Regions from separate parts of the Homo sapiens genome. Here region 2 is linked to region 1. A link is a loop called in an ENCODE intact Hi-C map of the cell type or tissue named here. Cell type or tissue: PC-3. All regions are shown on one strand.

Region 1 (2,500 bases):
GAATTCTTAGGGTTTTATAGGGAGTTCTTAAACTAGGCTTGTCAGCCACTGGTACCACATGCTTGCCAAGGGAGTGTAAACACCTTATTATTATTTTGTTTTCTTTTTAGGGACAGGGCTCTCGCTCTGTTGCCCAGGTTGGAGTACAGTGGTGAGATCATAGCTCACTGCAACCTTGACCTCCAGTTTCAAGTAATCTTCCCTCCTTGGCATTCCAAAGTGCTAGGATTGTAGGCACATGCCACCACACTTGGCCCTTAATTTTTATTTCAAAAGACAGAAAGATACATCTTACCCTTCTAATAATGTTGGGATCATTGCACTTGGCCAGTTTTCCAGCAAAAAGCTGAACTCCAAAGCTTGCAAAAACGAGCATTAATGTCAGCAAAAGAATGGAGACCTGAAAGAAATTGATGAAATGTTAAATCTCTTGTTAAAGACTAAATATTAGGTTTGGTTTAAACAGTGACATAAATAGGACTTCTAAGATAACATTGTATAAAAATCATGGGTTTTTGATGATATATTTTAACTTCTCCACCATAGGTCACACAATTAGCCTTACTGGAAGGTCAAAAGGAGAAAATTAACAAGCTTTGAATTTTTTAAATGGAAACATGAATTTCATGTAAGAAAATGGAATAAGGTATTTTTGATATGGCTTGAACTTTTCTGACTTTAAAATCAACACCTTGATCTTTTTTATTTAATGGAACAAAGGAAAAAAATGTTTAAGTAATTATATTTTGTCTATTTTTTCCCAAATGGACATATATATATTTATTTTTTTTTCTTTTTTTTTTTTTTTTTGAGATGGAGTGCCACTCTGTCCCCCAGGGTGGAGTGCAATGGTGCAATCTCAGCTCACTGCAACCTCCACCTCCTGGGTTCAAGCAATTCTACTGCCTCAGCCTCCCGAGTAGCTGGGACTACAGGCACACGCCACCAAGCCCAGCTAATTTTTGTATTTTTAGTAGAGACAGGGTTTCATCATATTGGTCAGGCTGGTCTTGAACTCCTGACCTCAGGCAATCCACCCGCCTGGGCCTCTCAAAGTGCTGGGATTACAGGCGTGAGCCACTATGCCTGGCCTGGATTCATATTTTTATTAGCAGAGCACAAATGAGCGGGACAGTGGCTTAGCTGTCTTGTAACTGTGAAGGTGTGCGTTAGGAGAATGTTCTATGCATAGAGGAGAGGAGAGAATTCAGTCCTGAAGAGCAAATCTGTTAATTAACTCATGCTCCCTCTGCTGGCTGACTTCTTTGGTCTCAGCAGAGACGAGTGGCAGAGGGCAAAATATGGAACAAGTGAACTGCACTGGTTGAATAACCTAAACATATACCTAAGTGTACTAAAATCACACTGACCACCATTAGGGAAAGGCACAAATTCTCCTCTAAAATTTATTATTGATCAAAAGATTCATATACATTAGCAGTCAGGTGATATTTTCTTTTAATTCCAGCTGTGTGAAGAGTCACTGTTTTATGGCTTTGCATAAAGAAAACAAGAATTTTTAAACCCATCTTAAAAAAGAAATTCAGCAACTGGGAGGCTGAGGTGGGTGGATCTCCTGAGGTCAGGAGTTCAAGGGCAGCATGGGTAACATGGTGCAGCCCCGTGTCTACTAAAATACAAAAAATTAACTGGGAGTGGTGGCACATGCGTGTAGTCTCAGCTACTTGGGAGGCTGAGGCATGAGAATCTCTTGAACCCAGTAGGTGGAAGTTGCAGTGAGCTGAGATTGCGCCATTGCACTCCAGCCTGGGCGACAGAGCAAGATTCTGTCTCAAAAAAAAAGAAAAAAAAAGTCAGTAATGATATATATACCTCTAGTAACATCACAATCTATCTTTAAAATACATTTGTGTCAACTACAACTACAGCTGTTTTCTCATCACAGGTAAGTCTCTAGAAAGCAAGATACAAAACAAGCCTATGTAAATTAATTCATGCTTCTCATGCACAAGCAGACCTCATCAATAATAAAAAAAACTTTTGATCACTGTTTTGTAAGGCAAAGATCTTTCTGTAACAGATTGTGAACAATGAGCCTCTTTCTTGTTGTTTTATCTCTGACCTTGTTTTCAGAAGACCCTAAATCAATGTTTGCCCAGCTAGAAAGTACGTTTTGCCCCCTCAATCATCTTTGTAATCACTCATTACTGTAATGCTGAAGTTAATTGAAGTGGGTTATACCTATATGTTGCATTTTTAAAGTTGTTTTATGTTAACACTCCTGAGATCTAAAGACAAATTCTGTGCTATATTATTTCAGGAACACACAGAATGAGATTAGGAGCCCAAAAGCATGAATTCCTAATCCCATTTGTGGAGTACACAGTGTTGAATCTTCTTATCCTTCATTTTCAGATGGGAGGAAACTAAAACCCAGAGTAGGAATTAGAGTCAAGAGGTTAGTACCGAAAGAGTCAGCAGATAGGAACTCTTTCAAATCTCAGAGTGCTTCTCTTTAGGTGAATTAAATAAACTCATA
Region 2 (2,500 bases), 75 kb before region 1:
TATTTATTTGGATTTTATTTATAGCAGAGAGAATAACTTAAAAACTGACATAGCATTCTTTTCAAATCTGAACTCAATGTCTGATTTTTGGAAGATTCATATCAGCTCTACTCTTATAAATCAGAAAACAAAAACAAAACAAACAAACAAAAAACAACAACAAAAAAAGAAAAACAGGCCCAGACACCAGCAGTGACCCAGTCAACCACTGGCCAGTCAATATGAGAGCCAGCTGGTTCTTCTAGTGAAACCTTCACCTTTCTAATCAGAGGGTTTCAGGTTTTGCTCTCTATTGAGTCAATTGCTTGAGGGTAGAAAAAGAAAATCTTCGAATTGCATTACATACCACTCCTTTCCCTTTCTATAGATTTCCCCCTCTCTCCTTTCCAGGAATATTGATTTTCTTCCCTGGGTTTCTGAAAAAGCTTTTCTCCCCAGGCATCTTTATTTGGTTTGCTGACCAAAGCATTATTCACACTTCTCCTGCGGCCACGCCAATGCCACACCCGCTGCAAGGTGCTCCCGGTCTCCTACCTCTGAACAACAGTGGTCTGAATCTCTGACTTGAGCCGTGCAGCCCTTTGAAAGAAAAGTCATTTAGGAGCTCAGCCCTCTGAGGATGTAAAGCCCGTCGCAGGTGCTTGTTTTGTCTGTCTCCGTGTGTGGAAGATGCCTTCTGTGAGGTCCTGCGCCTCTGCGTAAGCAGCTGAGTAGCTCCTTGGGCTGACAAAATACTTTGTTGTGGCTCCATTACACACCCAGGGCAACCTCTTTAGCTGGATTTTGCAGACCGGGAAATGGGCTCTGAGGGGAAGTCACGCCTCATCTCAAGGTTTACTGAGGAGCCACGAGGAGGCCCCACCGCTGCCACAGCTAACTCATGGCCTCCGGCCAGGAAGTCTGGAGATTTTAAGACCATAATGTCAGCCAGGGTGACCTCTGGAACCTGTTCACCCCTTCACCCGTTGTGAACAAGAGAGCTGAATAGCCACTATCACAGATAATAACAACAGCTGACATTATTAATAGGATGCCTTACAGGCTGTAAAATACTTTCACAAACAGGATCTCATTTGATCCTCATAATCTCAACATGAGGTGCGTAAAGCAAGCAATTATTACTAATCTCCTTTTACAGAAGAGAAAAGGAAGTCCTGAGAGATGAATCCACTTCTGGGAGGTCTGACAACGTTCAGCTTTACCTAAGCCATGGTCAGGAAACTTTTCTGCGTTCCAGGAAATGGCCGGCCACAACGACTGGCCCTTCCCTATAAAAACTTACAAAACCCTCACAGGTGACCTCCTTGTTTACCTATGACAGAACCAGACACAGTGCCAGATCCTCCAAACTCCCATTCTTTGCCTTATATGTAATCAGTTGAACTGTTTGTATCTACTGACTAATCTAGACAAGGTACTTGCTAACTTGACCTGTTTAAAAGTTCGAAATGCCAAACTTTCTTTCTTTTTTTTTTTTTTCCCATCCCACCCCACCCAGATGGAGTTTCACTCTTGTCACCCAGGCTGGAGTGAGTGCAGTGGTGCCATCTGGGCTCAGTGCAACCTCTGCCTCCCGGGTTCAAGCAATTCTCCTGCCTCAGCCTCTAGAATAGCTGGGATTACAGGCATGTGCCACCACACCCGGCTAATTTTGTTTGTTTAGTAGAGACAGGGTTTCATCATGTTGGCCAGGCTTGTTACAAACTCCTGACCTGAGGTGATCTGCTGCCTCAGCCTCCCACAGTGCTGGGATTACAAGTGTGAGCCACAGTGCCTGGCCCGAAATGCTAAACTTTCATCAAGATATTGCAATAGTCTTTTCTAAGAAAGCTCTTCCTTACTTAACTTGTGCCTGGCCCCAAATGCTAAACTTTCATCAAATATTGCAATAGTCTTTTCTAAGAAAGCTCTTCCTTACTTAACTTGGGATTTGTTTTATCTGACACAGGGCACAGGGTAAAGATCAGAGGTGGCTTCCTGTCACTCATCCAGCCAGCCACCCAGCTATGGTTACCCACAGGGCCTGATAGCCATCCCTGCCAGCGGTCAGGGTTGCATTGTGGCCCCCACTCCAGGCCTTGCTTATTGCAGGCTTGGTTCCCATGGCTGCTCTCTGTGTTCTTGCAACCTTGCATCCTGCCAGAATCTCTGGAAGAAAGCTCTTTGGCGAGAAATGAAGAACAATCCCAAAGGTGCTCCAGGAAAGTTCATTATTTTGTGTACTCTGGTGTCTTACCTTAATCAGAGAACAGTTGTCTGTGATCCTCAAAGAGGGAATTAAAGGGAGGAATGGAACCAGAATTCAGTGACAACTGGAATGAGTGACTGAGGTGTAGCGTCAATCATCAAGGTTTATTAAACTACTTAGGGTGCGTCTGGAAAAAACATGAGCCACAAATACATCTGGGGTTGTTTTTCCAAAGAGGTTTTTGGGAGATTTAGTATTTATACATTTCCTTAGAGGGAAAAGGCATGTGGAAAGAGGGGCAGGTAGGCAGTT

The links. Hi-C counts contacts between places; a loop is a spot of excess contacts. Peaks named below come from ENCODE experiments on the same cell type or tissue, not always from the same donor. Only the 100,000 strongest peaks of a DNase experiment are listed, where the experiment ranks them.
Region 2: a loop joins it to region 1, with 2.9 times the contacts of the local background. A loop is called at or near these places in 3 of 110 quality-filtered maps.

Annotation. Positions count from the first base shown.
Region 1 is chr13:101,100,489-101,102,988 of GRCh38, forward strand. NALCN (sodium leak channel, non-selective) reads right to left here. Exons shown (of 44, transcript NM_052867.4): 27 at 296-400. Among named protein-coding and RNA genes, the nearest start is that of LINC00411, 160 kb to the left of the region's middle. In PC-3, a CTCF peak has its summit at 1,260 (motif pointing left); a DNase peak (open chromatin) is centred at 1,253.
Region 2 is chr13:101,025,246-101,027,745 of GRCh38, forward strand. The region is part of intron 4 of NALCN-AS1 (NALCN antisense RNA 1); the gene reads left to right. Among named protein-coding and RNA genes, the nearest start is that of LINC00411, 82 kb to the left of the region's middle. In PC-3, no CTCF peak of the experiment used is centred here; DNase peaks (open chromatin) are centred at 446, 876 and 1,286; H3K4me3 peaks cover 1,848 bases; H3K27ac peaks cover 2,442 bases.